3 separate regions of the Homo sapiens genome follow, and all the other regions are linked to region 2. A link is a loop called in an ENCODE intact Hi-C map of the cell type or tissue named here. Cell type or tissue: CD4-positive, alpha-beta T cell. All regions are shown on one strand.

Region 1 (5,000 bases), 620 kb after region 2:
ATTACTTGAGAAGAAGGTATGATCAAGAAGACAGAGAATGTGGCTGGCAGTGAAAACTAGAAATGTCAACATTCAGCTAAAATTAGCTCAGAGTCCTTTGAGCTCCTATTGAAGTACTGTAAATGATCAGGCTCTGTACCCAAAAGATGAACTTAAAGCTCCTTAGATTCATTCTGTTTGAATAACTCAAGCTTAATTATAACAGCTATTCATATTTATTCATTCAATTATTTTTAAAAGAAAAGATTCTCACCTGCCACGGGAGTTGCGCCTGGCAGTAGCGGGCTGGCAAGCTGGGCACTGCCACTCACCATCTGGTACTTCATAGAGGGCCGGCCTCAGACAAAACAGGTGGAAGGCTTTATTACACTCATCACACAAGATCAATTTGTCATCCTCACCTGCAGAGAGATAAATGTGAATAGCATTGTTGGGAGCACAGCAGCAGTCAATGAGCTGTAAGGAAGAGGCAATCACCCTACAATTCAAGGCACACGAGGAGACATGTTCCATAGAATGCTACCCAGTTGTTGCTTTGTAAATGCAGGCATTTTCTAAAAAGAAATGAAGCATAACTTAGATTACAGATAATTTGGGAATCAGGTCTCCTAATTTATATCCCAAAACTTACCCATGGCTATGACAGAACAGTTAACAATTACTAAGAGGCACAAAAAACCCAAGTGAGAGTAGGAAATTTTGCTGCTTTTTCGACCTCCCCAAACGTTTCTCAACTTATGCCTGATGAGTGTTCTCTCTCTCTCTTTTTTTTTTTTGGAGACAGAGTCTTGCTCTGTCACCCAGGCTGGAGTGCAGTGGCGCGATCTCGGCTCACTGCAACCTCCGCCTCCCGGGTTCAAGTGATTCTCCTGCTTCAGCCTCCCAAAGTGCTGGGATTACAGGCGTGAGCCACCGCGCCCGGCCCCTGATGGGTTCCCTTAAACCATGTGGTTTCTTACATTTGAAAAAGTGTTGTGCTGAGTCAACTTAATATGGTAATCTCTCCTTCCAACCTTCATTCTAGAGCGATTGAACGCTTTACAGCAACTGAATGATTTTACGTAGATCTTTTCATCTCTAACCTAACTCAGAAAATAACTCTAGCCACTGAAAAGCCAATCAGCAAGGGGCTTCTAACCATGAAGTTCCTTTTGCACATATGAGACTGCATGCCACCCTCTGTACCCGGACTGCCTCCTGCTGAAAGCACATATCTTACTTCACAGATGACTAAAGTTCTGAGCCAATCAAAGGATTTAAAACTAAACTAACTAAAATAGTTACAAGGATTAACTAATTTTGTTTTCTGTAAAAAATCAGAAGATTGAAGAGATCAATTGCTTTTATGTTATGCTCTAAACCGAGGAACAAAGGGCCTGCTCTGATTCCCTGGCACGACATTTCAAAGACTGGCATGTTACAGACCTGCAGGAGAGTAAAATCTATACCACACTTATATTCTGTGTACACAAAATTCTTTTGGGTAGAAATGAAGATCTTGGGAATAGAAATCCTACTCCCTAATATACCCACATAAGCAAATTTGATTTAAATATACCTTTCTTTCGACAAACTTTGCACCTAGCATTTTCTGCGGACATATCCCACTTGATACAGGCATCAAGCATCCCAAGCAGCACGTGCATCCTGGAGAAAGTCTGAGCTTCCCGGATTGCTGTCTTCCATTTCTCCAGTGCAGATGCAACCTAAACAGAGACCAAACCAGGCCAGCATTACTACACTGACCAAAGACACTGAGAGAGAACTAGGAACAGGGGACAGTATGAGAGAATTCTGAGGACACTTGCCTCCTAGAACTTCACTAATCTAAACCATTTATTCTTATAAAAGGCTCCAAAGGGGGAAAAAAACTTGCCAAAGGTCACACAGAGATGCAGTGGAGTGGGTGGATGACTGGGGACAAGCATCTTCTAGGGAAATCCACCTAACAACTCAGTATAATTTAAAAATAGGATCACCTGTATGCTGTAAATGCTATAATGCAACAATTTTAGACAGCTAATAAAACTCCGATTTAAAAGATAATCAATAACCTACCACAACACCACCAATCCAATACCACAGCTGGATTTCAATGCCCTGCCCGAAGCAAAGAAGTCCTTGTGAAGTAATGAATCTCCTAAAGGAAAACAGCCAGTTATCCTGGAAGGTCATGGGCTTTAAAATACAGGTGCCAAGGAACAAAGATAGTTGATTCTGTTCCGAAGTGGGGTACTAAACAGACTGGGGAGAGGGATGAGGGGAACAGGGCTGCTTTTTCTCTTTCCTATAGAAACAGAGAATCACAGGGAGCCTTGTGTGTATAAATTTATGAATAACAAGGATAAGTAATATAAACACACATACAAAAATCTACATTTAAGAAGCTGCTAAAGTTCAACTGGAAACTGACTGACTCTGTTGTAGATATTTCAACATCTGCTTTGAAAAACAGCAATCTCCTTCCTTACTTTTGCAGAGCTCCTCAGTAAACTGAGGTCCACAATCACAGCTGCCTTGCTGTCTTCTCCCCTGATAAAAAGAGAGCTGACAGACACTACTGCAGATTCTCTTCTTGAGAGGATAACCCAAATCTTTTCAATGGAATATCAATGTAAGAATTTCAGGTTCGGTTCTTTAAAAGTGCTTGAGAACTGGCAGGGAATGACTACCAATGGGCTTTGCTGTCCTCTAGTGGACATTCACATGTAGTGCACACAGTATGGAAGAAAACAGTCATGGGCAGTCCTGCTTTTTACTATTTCCTATGAATTATAAAATCTGAGCATCCAATAGCTCATCTGACCTCATTAAAACTTTTTTTAAATTTGAAGGTGTTTTGGGAATAGGCTTATTTAACCTCGTTTTTTTAAAAAACAGATTTTAAATAGTATCATACAATAATAGGTAGCCCTTGTAACTGGCTTCTTTCACTGAGCATGTTTCTAGGTTCATTCGCAAAGCATGTAACAGTACTTTCATCAGTTTTACTGCTGAACAATATCTCATTGAATAGACATTGCACATGCTGTTTATCCATTCATCAGCTGACAGTTACCTGGGCTGCTTCCGTATTTTGGTTATTCAGAATCACCCCATCTTACGATGGGTCAAACCTATGACTTCACAATGGTGCAAAAGTGATACACGTTCGGCCGGGCGTGGTGGCTCACACCTATAATCCCAGCACTTTGGGAGGCCGAGGCGGGCGGATCACAAAGTCAGGAGTTCGAGACCAGCCTGGCCAATATGGTGAAACCTGGTCTCTACTAAAAATACAAAAATTAGGCGGGTGTGGTGATGTGTGCCTGTAGTCCCAGCTACTCGGGAGACTGAGGCAGGAGAATTGCTTGAACCCGGGAGGCGGAGGCTGCAGTGAGCCGAGATTGCACCACTGCACTCCAGCCTGGGTGACAGAGCAAGACTTCATCTCGAGAAAAAAAAAAAAAAAAAAGTGATACACATTCAGCAGGCTCCTCGACTTATGATAGGGTTAAACCCAGATAAAACCATCATAAATTATAAATACTGTAAGTCAAACAATGGGTTTATTGGGACATAGCCCCATCCTAAATTCAGGAGCATCTGTAATCAGGATGTCCGGACAAACGCCACCAAAGTAAACAATCAAACAAAACCCAGGATTTTGCCAAACAATATATCAGTCTTTTCTATTTAATTCAATAAAACAAAATAAGCATTAAAAACCGAAATCAACCACTATTACAAAAAGAGATTTGAGAGACAATCCATTTTTATAAATAAGGAAGCTGAATCCTAGATTAGAGACTGATAAAAGCTCATGCAACAGCCTAGTGCCAGTTGAAAAAACTTTGGCCCTTGCTAAGTGGAAACCTTCAAAGCAAAGAGCAGTGGAAAATTTCAAAGCTGTGGCTGAGTTGACCTCTGGTGGGGAACCACGAGGCATAATGCCATTTTAATGCAGAACACTGCTGAACTACTTAGTAGGCAACCTAGTTGATTTTCCAAGAAACTCTTCCATGCTTTCCATTTATGTACTGTGTCTGGACCTGCAAACTTCTCACATTTTCCTCCCCAACTAAGCTAAGAACAAGTCTCATCTGACAAACTAAAATGAGTTTACTTCACTGTGGAACACAGTACTTCAGAAGTTAATGAGAACCCTACAGTGATGGGTGAGTTCTCAATGAGAAGGAAGCACTGTTGCAGGAAAAGAAATGGAAAGGACAGACGTGACTCTTGGACAGATCACATCAAGAAAGAGACTCTTCTGTATTGAACTTGAGTTAAAAACAAAACCTATGTAGTAGTAAGACTAAAACTTAAGCCTAATGAGAAGAGATTTAGCTAAGGAGACTAGTTAACTGTTTAATATCTTAGACATCTAAAAGGTTACCTAGGTGCTATACACAGTCATTTAAAAGGAACACAGGGCCAGATGCGGTGGCTCCTGCCTGTAATCCTAGCACTCTGGGAGGCCAAGGCAGGTGGATCACTTGAGCCCAGGAGTTCAAGACCAGCAACATGGTGAAACCTTGCCTCTACAGAAAAATACAGAAAAAGCCGGGTATGGTGGCACATGCCTGTGGTCCCAGTTACTTGGGAGGCTGAAGTAGAAGGACACCTGAGCCCAAGAGTTTGAGGCTGTAGTGAGCCAAGATCACACCACTGCACCCACCAGCCTGAGTGACAGAGTGAGACCCTGTTATTCATTCATTCATTCACAAATAAAATAAAATAAGCATAGGCTGGGCATGGTGGCTCACGCCTATAATCCCAGCACTTTTGGAGGCCAAGATGGGAGGAGCACTGGAGCCCAGGAGTTCAAGATCAGCCTGGGCAATGTAGGGAAACCCCTTCTCTATAAATAAATAAATAAATAAATAAATAAATAAAAATTTAAAAATTAGCCAGGAATGGTAGCAGGCACCTGTAGTTCCAGCTACTCGGGAAAGTGAGGTGGGAGATCACAAGCCTGGAGTCTGAGGCTGCAGAGAGCCTGGGCAACACAGTGAGAC
Region 2 (5,000 bases):
GCCTGTAATCCCAGCACTTTGGGTGGCTGAGGCGGGCAGATCACCTGAGGTCAGGAGTTCGAGACCAGCCTGGCCAACATGGTGAAACCCCGCCTCTACTAAAAATACAAAAATTAGCCGGGCATGGTGGCGCGCGCCTGTAATCCCAGCTACTCGGGAGGCTGAGGCAGGAGAACTGCTTGCACCTGGGAGGCAGAGGTTGCAGTGAGCCAAGATTGCGCCACCGCACTCCAGCCTGGGCGACAGAGCAAGGCTCCATCTCGTGGGGGGGGCGGGGGAATCAACTGTAATAAAAATAACACACTATGTAGTAACGTAATAAAATTATCATACTGTTAACACTAACTCAAAGAAAAAACAGAATATAAAACTGTATCTTCACTTCGAAATGAGCATTTAGAAGCAAGAGAAGGAACATAAAGTAAAAATACTTCATGTGAAATTAAGTTAATTGTTTTGTTGTGCTTGCTCCATAAAAAAAGCTTAAGTAGTAAAAGTATTCTTTTTACTAACTGTACTTTCAAAGGCTCACGGTTAAACTTGTAAAAGATTCTCAAGTAACTGACCTTACGTCTCATTTTTTTTTTTAAGAGAGATATGGAAGGACCTGGCTTCAAACGTTCAACCTGGCAGCAATTTCAAAAGTCGAAGCCTGAAATTTAGGCTTTACAGGTGCAAAAGTCCTAATACACGTGGGTAAAGTGGGAGGGGTAGTTTTCTGTCTAACCCCCTAGCCTCAAAAGGCAAAAGCCAGGTCAAAAGTAGGGATCGGTCCTCCTTGCTCTCAGCGGCGGCTAGCCGGTGCTGTCAAGTGCAACAGTCTCCGAAGGAAGGGGACCGAGGACGCCACTCCGCCCGGAGAGGGTCTCAGTAAAACGTTTACCTCCCCTGCCGCCCCAGGGTCCTTGCCCGCCGAGTGCCCTTACCCATCCTCCTCAGAGCCGACAGGAGACTAGGATCTCGGACCTGGAGAGCCCAAAGGTTCGCACTGGTACTGCGAGACGCACCGAGCTACCTCGCGGCGTTAGCGCCGTACCGAGTGGCTGCAGAACTGTGGGCAGCTACGACGCTGCCAGGCCCGTCCTGATTGGTTCAGAGGACGAAGAGGTGGGCCCAGAGGAAAGCCCGGAGCTCCGGGAAAGGAAGCCAGTGCCCGGTGCGCTCTCGGCCCTGCTCCGATTGGCTCAGAGGGGAAAGGGGGCGTGTCCAGAAATAAGCACCGCCCGGAGTTCCGGGCGATGAGGGCGGAGCGCTTCCGCCTCCGTTTGGATTGGCTCAGACTGGGAAAAGGCGGGTCCAGAGAGAAATGATTGGCATGGGAAAATTAAAAGAGGAAAGGAGTGGGGAGCGGGGGAAATGCTATGTGGGCCTGTTTGGATCTTAATTGAAATAAACCGACTGTAGAAAGGCATTATTTTTGGGAAACCCCGAGGGTAAACCCCGAGGATGACTTAATATCATCTAATAGATGATATTAAGGAATTGTAGTTAATCTCGTCGCGTGTATCTGTTAAGGGCTATAGGCTGAAGTATTTAATGCTGAAACCATATGATGCTTTCTTTAAAATACCCCCAACCGGCCGGGCGCTGTGACTCAAACCTGTAATCCCAGCACTTTGGGAAGCCGAAGCGGGAGGATCGCTTGAGCCCAGGAGTTCGAGACCAGCCTGAGCAACATAGTGAGACCTCGTCTGTACAAAAAATTTTTTTAATTATTTATTTAATTAAATTAGCTTGGCGTGGCCGCTCACACCTGTAGTCCCAGCTACTTGGGAAGCTAACGCTGGAAGATCGCTCGAACCCAGGAGGTCGAAGCTGCAGTGGGGCCATGACCCTGCCACTGCACTCCAGCCTGGGTGACAGAGTGAGACTGACTTTAAAAAAAAAAAGTAAATAAAAAAGCAACAAAAAAAATGAAAAAAGAATAAAACAAGGATGGCAAAATGTTGATAGCGCGGTGATGGGTACATGGAAGGTTCATTACACTTTTTTGTCTACATTTTATGTTAAAATATTTCTATTATAAAAGGGTGAGTAAATAAAAATATTTATCATAAAATAATTCCATTATAAAAAAATTTCTATTATAAAGTGGGTCTGGCCCTTGAATTCCGCGGAACGAGGTGGTGCCAACGCTGTGTTTCAACCCGGTCACTAAACATCCGCGAGCATCCTGTCAGAGCTCTCAGCTCATTGGCGAAAGTAAAACGCCAAGGAAAAGCACCTCCCTTTTTGGGCGTGGAAAGATGGCGGTAAAAGCCACAATGCGCAGGCGTCATCGCTCACTTCTCCCCTCCCGGCTTCTGCTCCACCTGACGCCTGCGCAGTAAGTAAGCCTGCCAGACACGCTGTGGCGGCTGCCTGAAGCTAGTGAGTCGCGGCGCCGCGCACTTGTGGTTGGGTCAGTGCCGCGCGCCGCTCGGTCGTTACCGCGAGGCGCTGGTGGCCTTCAGGCTGGACGGCGCGGGTCAGCCCTGGTTTGCCGGCTTCTGGGTCTTTGAACAGCCGCGATGTCGATCTTCACCCCCACCAACCAGATCCGCCTAACCAATGTGGCCGTGGTACGGATGAAGCGCGCCAGGAAGCGCTTCGAAATCGCCTGCTACAAAAACAAGGTCGTCGGCTGGCGGAGCGGCTTGTGAGTAGCCCCCTCCCTCGGGCCTGGGCCTGGGCCTGAGCCGTCACCTCCGAGGCGGCCTGTCTCTGCCCAAGTCGAGTGAATGGGCCAGGCTGGGGTGTTTGTTGGCCCGGGAGGAAATGGAACATTCCTGCTGTGAGCATGAGACGTCGCTGTCCGAGCTTGGCGCCTAAGCCAAGGGTTTCTTTATTTGGTTGGTTCCGATTGGGTTGTTGGTTTGGGGTTTTGTTTTGTTGGTGTCATAAAAGCTGCAGCCAAGAAATCTCATAATTGTGGTCCTTTTCCTAGAATAATGATGGCTGAGAACCTAGTGTTCCGAATACTGTCATAGATCTCAGTAGCCCTAGCAGTTTAAAGTGCGTAGTGTCTTCACTGCTGCCATCTAGGGACTGGCATTCCGTGGCAGCAGCTGTCTGCACCCCACCCTTGTGTTTCTTACGTCCTCCCATGACATTTTTCTCCAGTGAGCAAATGGTAGGGCAAATACAGTTCTGAGTTTTGAAAATGTTCCCTCAGGCCGATGCGGGCAGATCACTTGAGGCCAGGAGTTCGAGGCCAGCCTGGCCAACATGAAACACCATCTCTACTAAAAATACAAAATTAGCCGGGTGTGGTGGCGCATGCCTGTAATCCCAGCTACTCAGGAGGCTGAGGCAGGAGAATCACTTGAACCCGGGAGGCGGACGTTGCAGTGAGCCGAGATCGCGCCATTGCACTCCAGCCTGGGCAAAAACAGTGAAATTCCATCTAAGGGCGGGGGGGGAAGAAAACTGCCCTCTACACTAAAGGTCATCAGGGGGATTTGTTGTGTCTTGCCGTTCATGTTGTTGCCATCTCGTATTTAAATGTAAATGCATGTCCAAGTTTCAAGTATATTCACATAGGACTTTCTCTCCTGCCCTCACAAGGGAAAAAGACCTTGATGAAGTTCTGCAGACCCACTCAGTGTTTGTAAATGTTTCCTAAGGTCAGGTTGCCAAGAAGGAAGATCTCATCAGTGCGTTTGGAACAGATGACCAAACTGAAATCTGTAAGCAGGCGGGTAACAGCTGCAGCATAGCTAACCCTAATAACCATTTATAACGTATTTGTAGATATATTAAACATTAAAGGCTGTTTTTCTGGAGGAAAGACTAACCAAGCAATAATGTGAACTGCACAATATCACTTCTAATAATAAAGAACTTGGTGGTTTTGTTTTTTTGTGTTTTTTTTTTTTGCCAAAACCTCCTGAAATCAGATTTTCTACTAAATTACCTCATTTTTCTATAAATTACCTCATTTATAGAATGTGGTATACCTGAAAACTGAATTTGTTTTCAAGTATTTCATCTTTCAGACCCTTTTATTTTTTTGGCAGGGGACAGAGTCTTGCTCTGTTGCCCTTGGCTGGAGTGCAGTGCACTTCACTGCACTCAGCTCACTGCAACCTCTGCCTCCTGGGTTCAAGCGATTCTCTTGCCTCAGCTTCCAGGGTAGCTGGGATTACAGGTGCCCACCACCCTGCCCGGCTAATTTTTGGATTTTTAGTAGAGATGGGGTTTCACTATGTTGGCCGGGTTGGTCTCAAACTCCTGACCTTGGGTGATATGCCCACCTCAGCCACCCAAAGTGCTGGGATTACAGATGTGAGCCACTGCGCCCAGCCAAAAGATTCTTGCATCTTTTGGGCAAAGCTCAAACCATTACTTACATATTAATAGCTGGAGAGGATGAAATTTAATTTTCTCCCCAGTTACTCATTTTTTGTCGTTAGTTAATAAATAGTGTGTGATAGAGAAAGATAGTGATTTCTTAACTGTGTTGGCATTTTTTTAGATTTTGACTAAAGGAGAAGTTCAAGTATCAGATAAAGACACACACAACTGGAGCAGATGTTTAGGGACATTGCAATTATTGTGGCAGACAAATGTGTGACTCCTGAAACAAAGAGACCATACACCGTGATCCTTATTGAGAGAGCCATGAAGGACATCCACTATTTGGTGAAAACCAACAGGAGTACAAAACAGCAGGTGAGTGGTCTCTCATGTCATCAAAATATAGCCATGGAAATCAGTTTTCTCTGAAGAAATCATTAAAATAATGGGTCTGGGGCCAGGCACAATGGTTCATACCCGTAATCCTAGCACTTTGGGAGCCAAGATGGGAGGATTGCTTGAGGCCTGGAAACAGCCTGGGAAACATAGGGACGCCCCATCTCTAAATTTTTTTGTTTATTGTTGTTTTTTTGTTTGAGACAGAGTCGCACTGTGTTGCCCAGGCTGGAGTGCAGTGGCACGATCTCGGCTCACTTACAATCTCCACCTCCCGCGTTCAAGCAAGTCTCCTGCCTCAGCCTCCCAAGTAGCTGGGATTATAG
Region 3 (5,000 bases), 50 kb after region 2:
ATTTTGTCTCAAAAAAAAAAAAAAAAAAAAAAGGAGGGTTTATTTCTCTTTGCATCTCATTAATGGATCACCTGTGATGGGCATCACAGTCTGGTTTAATGCTTATTCAATAATAAAATTGTTTTCTTTATTTTCTGAATTTGTGGAGAGAATATTCTAGGTTAACAGAATAATCTATTTATTTACTTATTTATCTTGAGATGGAGTCTTGCTCTGTCTCCCAGGCTGGAGTGCAGTGGCCTGATCTCGGCTCACTGCAATCTCTGCCTCCCAGGTTCAAGTGATTCCCCTGCCTCAGCCTCCCAAGTATCTGGGACTACAGGCACGCACCACCGCACCCAGCTAATTTTTTGTGTTTTAGTAGAGACGGGGTTTCACCATGTTGGCCAGGATAGTCTTGATTTCCTGACCTCATGATCCGCCGGCCTCGGCCTCCCAAAGTGCTGGGATTACAGGCGTGAGCCACTGCACCTGGCCTCAGAAGTATTTATTTTTAGTCTTTTCCTTACCAGTTTTTATGAAACAACTGGGCAAGAACACTGTTAGATTTCACCAAAAAATTGTGATGAATCATTGTCTTTATGATCCCATTTTTGAAAACTGACATTTTAATTGTAAACCAAAAATAAAATTCTAAGCCCCCACAACTGACTCAGTGGACTCCCCTGTTGGCCAACAGGATCCAAAATAAACATGGAAAACTAATTTAGGTCATGATGGGAAGGAGGGGGTTGGACATGCCTTGTCATAATTCTCCTCCCGTCAGAGTTTAGGCACAGCTGACCAACATTATGATCTCTATTAGAATAGAGATCATAGGACTGACAAAACAGGCTCTTTTTATCAGTAAGATACCCATCTCCAACCAGACTCTGACATAGCATCACATGACAGATAGCAGTCCCTGAAGTAAATCACAGTATTTTACCCCATAACATATTTTCTTTGACAAATTTTAAAATAGTCCTGCAAAGCCATCTCTTTGGGGGAAATTTGCATTCTGTAGAGAATCTCTTTCCCTTACAGAAAAGACTCCAGGTCTTTTCTGGAGAGTCTGACACCTTTTAAGATCCAATAAGAGATATTTATCATCTATTCTCTCTGAAGCCTGTTCTGAGGCTTCACCTACATAACAAGAACCTTGGTTTCCACAATCCCCCTTATCTTAACTCAAACTTTTCTTTCTTTTTTTTCCCTCCCTCTTTCTTTTCCTTCCTTCCTTCCTCTCTCTCTTTTTCTCTCTCTCTCTTTCTTCTCTGTTGCCCAAGCTGGAATGCAGTGGTGCCATCATGGCTCACTGTAGCCTCAACTTCCCAGGCTCAAGCGATCCTCCCACCTCAGCCTTCTGAGTAGCTGAGTCTACAGGCATGCACCACCACACCTGGTTAATTATTTTTTTTTGTAGAAGTGGGGGGTCTCACTGTGTTGCCCAGGCTGTCCTTGAACTCCTGGCCTCAAGGGATCCTCCCAGCTCACCCTCCCAAAATGCTGGGATTATAGGCATGAGCCACCGCAATAGCCCATTTCTTTATGTAGTCTTCCAGCTGTTCAGCCAACACTTAACTCTGAACCAACTGCCAATCTTTCAATCTACTAGTGACCTGAAAGCCTTTCCTGGCTGACCCAACATATACTTCCCGTGTATTGATTTATGTCTTTGCCTGTAACTACTGTCTCCCTAAGATGCATAAAACCAAGCTGTAACCCAATCACTTTGGGCTCACGTTCTGAGGACCCCCTGAGGCTGTGTCACCAGCCATGGTCACTCAAATAGGAGGCCCAGAATAAAACTCTTTACAGACTTTGACTCTTTTTGGTCAACATAACCTAACCCTAAACATAATCCTCCTGGGGAAGGTAAGATCACAGGTATCTCTTCTTCGTTCAGTTTGTGTGTGTATGTCCTTATTTCTCTACAGTTTTTAGGCATTCGCTGTGTGATCTAGAAAAGCTATGGAGTCTCGCTTTGTCGCCAGGATGGAATGCAGTGGTGTGATCTCGGCTCACTGCAACCTCCACCTCCCAGGTTCAAGTGATTCTCCTGCCTTAGCCTCCCGAGTAGCTGGGATTACAGGCACACGCCACCACGCCCAGCTAATTTTTGTATTTTTAGTAGAGACAGGGTTTCATCATGTTGGCCAGGATGATCTCTATCTCTTGACCTCGCGATCTGCCCGCCTCGGCCTCCCAAAGTGCTGGGATTACAGGCTTGAGCCACCACACCCAGCTACAAATTCTATTTTCTTTTTGTTCCTTGGAAAGCATCGCTGGGCATTTATCCTGTCCCAGTATTTGAGTGAAACTTCTCAGCATTTCAGAGCAGTGACCATGATACACCCTTTCCTTTCCTTCTCCTTATGGGAAACTTGGTTCTAACCCAGAGGACTTGGGCTCCAGGACCCAGTAACGCAGCCCTGGACTTGACCCTAAAAGGGAGTAAAGACAAAGGTGAAGTTCAGTCTGGGGTTCAGGGCTGCCAAAGCTCATAGCCTGGAGCTTCTTAACCTTTAGGCGGGGTAGAGACATTTAAGACGGCCCCTAAACTTGGGGAGCGCGTAGGCTCATAGGAAATAGAGTCCGTTACTTGTCCTGGGAACGGCGGTGGGTGTCCCAGGAGGCGGACTTCCGGTGCACTCCTGCGCGTGTGCACCTCTCCCTGCGTGCGTGTTCGCGCGTGCGTGCTCGCACATGCGCGCCACCTCCGCACTGCCCTCGCTTCCTGCGCCTCTTCAGGTCACCGCTTGCTCTAGTTCCCAGGCTTTGGCCTCTAGTGGATGAGAATCACCGAGTCTGCGGGGCTGGACGCTGACCGCCCGGGCCAGCACCTAGGCGGGCGGGAGCTGTGCGGCCCAGGGTTCGCGCGGGCCGGGTAGAGGCTCGAGCCGGGACCCCCGAGCGTGAACCCCGGAGCCAGCGGCGCTGGGGCCAGAGGGGCCAGGCGGGAGGTGGTGGCGGAGGCGAAGGGGCGACGGGACCTGGGCCTGGCCCGTGTGTGTCCTCGGCGGCCTGGCGCCGGCCGTCGCTGTACGGTGAGCCCCAGGGAGGCGGATCTGGGCCCCGAGAAGGACACCCGCCTGGATTTGCCCCGTAGGCCCGGCCCGGGCCCCTCGGGAGCAGAACAGCCTTGGTGAGGTGGACGGGAGGGGACTTCGCGAGCAGACGCGCGCGCCAGCGACAGCAGCCCGCCCCGGCCTCTCGGGAGCCGTGGGGCAGAGGCTGCAGAGCCCCAGGAGGGTAAGTCTTGGGTTTTCGGGCCCGGAGCGAGAAGGGCCTGAGTGAAGTCACCGTGTGTTGGGGACCTTAGAGTGTGGGGCAGAGGGAGCGTCCCGATTGCTTGCCGGAGAGACATGTGTTGGGTTTGAGGGCAAGGTCCGGCTGCACCGAACAGGCGCTGCATGGGAAGATCTGGGAGGACAAGGCTTACGGAAGCGTGGAGGGTGTCACCACCCTCAGCTGCGGACGTCATCTCCACTCCCCGCTAACCCCTAACAGTCCTTCCTCCTCCTCTCTGTGCTCCAGATTTCGACCGCCTCTAAACGTCCGTCAGCACTTCTATTCTCTCACTTAAGTGTCTGCTGATCACCCCCTTATATCTGCCCTGGGAGAATCGTAGTAATGCAGGAACAGTCTGCAGGGATTCTCTGCTGCTGCCTCAGTTGCTAGGGGAAGAGACTGGGCCTTAGCAGGTGGGTGACTTGACCAGGTCACCGGCTTTGTGGGTAGAGCTGCTCATAGTAGAACCCAGGAGACTTATCTTCCAGGCCAGTGTTCTTTCTCCCGTATCCTAGTTTTCTTAATAGAAGATTATTAGGTGCAGCAATAACCAACTTCAGTTAGATAATTTAGAAACAAAACCATATTTTATACACATTCATTTCATTTCTGAGAGCTCACATACTCAATTCCTATGGCTTATTTTATTTTAAGCAGTTTAAAGAGACAATAAGAAAATGCGGGCGGGATGCAGTGGCTCACACCTGTAATCCGAGCACTTTGCGGGGCTAGGGCAAGAGTATCTCTTGAGACCAGGAGTTAGAGACCAGCCTAGACAACATGGGGAGACCCTGACTACAAAAAATACAAAAGTCGCCAGGCATGCTGGGATGCATCTGTGGTCCCAGCTACTCAGGAGGCTGAAGTGGGAGGATGGATGGAGCCCAGGAGGTCGAGGCTGCAGAGAGCCGTGAATGCACCACTGCACTCCAGCCTGGGTGGCAGATTGAGACCCTGTCTCAACCAACAAACCACAAAAAACATGAGCCGTATAATGGGAATTTTTTTTTCTTTTTGCACCTTGTATTTGATGATGATGGCAGACTATTTGTAAAAGGAGTCGTGCTACCCATGAGAGTCTAACTCATCTAATTACTACCTGATTATCTTAGAGTTACAGGCGCATGCTTCCCCTATCACTCTTTTTTTTTTTTTTTTTTTTTTGAGACAGTGTCTCTCACCCAGTCTGGAATGCAACAGCGTGGTCTCGGCTCACTGCAACTTCCACCTCCCAGGTTCAAAGGATTCTTGTGCCTCAGCCTCCTGAGTAGCTGGGACTACAGGCATGTGACACTATGCCTGGCTAATTTTTTTGTTATTTTTAAGTAGAGACGGGGTTTTGCCATGTTGGCCCAGGCAGGCGGATCACTTGAGGCCAGAATTTGAGACCAGCCTGGCCAACATGGCGAAACCCTGTATCACTCTTTTAGACCCTTCTGAGTGTTTGCAGGTTGAGTGTTCACAGGGTGTTAGCCTATTGAGCTTTCTTTTGCGGTTCTTATGCAGGTGATTTCTGCCTTTGCAGGCCGGAGCCCTCATGACTTCAGTGACCTGCTTCTGCCCCTCTAGGTCTATCAGCCACAGTCTCTGCAAGTTTCCAAGAGCAGCAGAAAATGAACACATTGCAGGTGAGTTTTCCTGCTTGTGTATATGTTCCTCAATTTTATTTTATGATGCATTTTAAGAGGTTTGTAAGGATTCATACTTTTTTTTTCTTTTTTTTGAGA

Evidence for each region. Peaks named below come from ENCODE experiments on the same cell type or tissue, not always from the same donor. Only the 100,000 strongest peaks of a DNase experiment are listed, where the experiment ranks them.
Region 1: a loop joins it to region 2, with 18 times the contacts of the local background. A loop is called at or near these places in 10 of 110 quality-filtered maps.
Region 3: it touches region 2 in a loop (5-fold over the local background); 12 of 110 quality-filtered maps call a loop at or near these places.

What each region holds. Positions count from the first base shown.
Region 1 is chr7:73,449,289-73,454,288 of GRCh38, forward strand. BAZ1B (bromodomain adjacent to zinc finger domain 1B) reads right to left here. Exons shown (of 20, transcript NM_032408.4): 14 at 1,559-1,706; 15 at 254-401. Among named protein-coding and RNA genes, the nearest start is that of FZD9, 18 kb to the left of the region's middle. In CD4-positive, alpha-beta T cell, CTCF peaks have their summits at 2,698 (motif pointing left) and 2,901; a DNase peak (open chromatin) is centred at 2,683.
Region 2 is chr7:72,827,146-72,832,145 of GRCh38, forward strand. It overlaps TYW1B (tRNA-yW synthesizing protein 1 homolog B), which reads right to left and starts at 1,055. Exons shown (of 14, transcript NM_001145440.3): 1 at 927-1,055. The coding sequence starts at 930. It also overlaps the pseudogene SBDSP1. RefSeq lists a silencer at 965-1,224 and enhancers at 1,025-1,319, 1,555-1,604. In CD4-positive, alpha-beta T cell, a CTCF peak has its summit at 2,968; DNase peaks (open chromatin) are centred at 1,166, 2,256 and 3,016; H3K4me3 peaks cover 3,549 bases; H3K27ac peaks cover 2,463 bases.
Region 3 is chr7:72,876,652-72,881,651 of GRCh38, forward strand. It overlaps a transcript of POM121 not described here. Among named protein-coding and RNA genes, the nearest start is that of POM121, 46 kb to the right of the region's middle. RefSeq lists enhancers at 2,526-3,026, 3,402-3,531 and silencers at 2,772-2,871, 2,892-3,031. In CD4-positive, alpha-beta T cell, no CTCF peak of the experiment used is centred here; DNase peaks (open chromatin) are centred at 2,710 and 3,450; H3K4me3 peaks cover 1,641 bases; H3K27ac peaks cover 699 bases.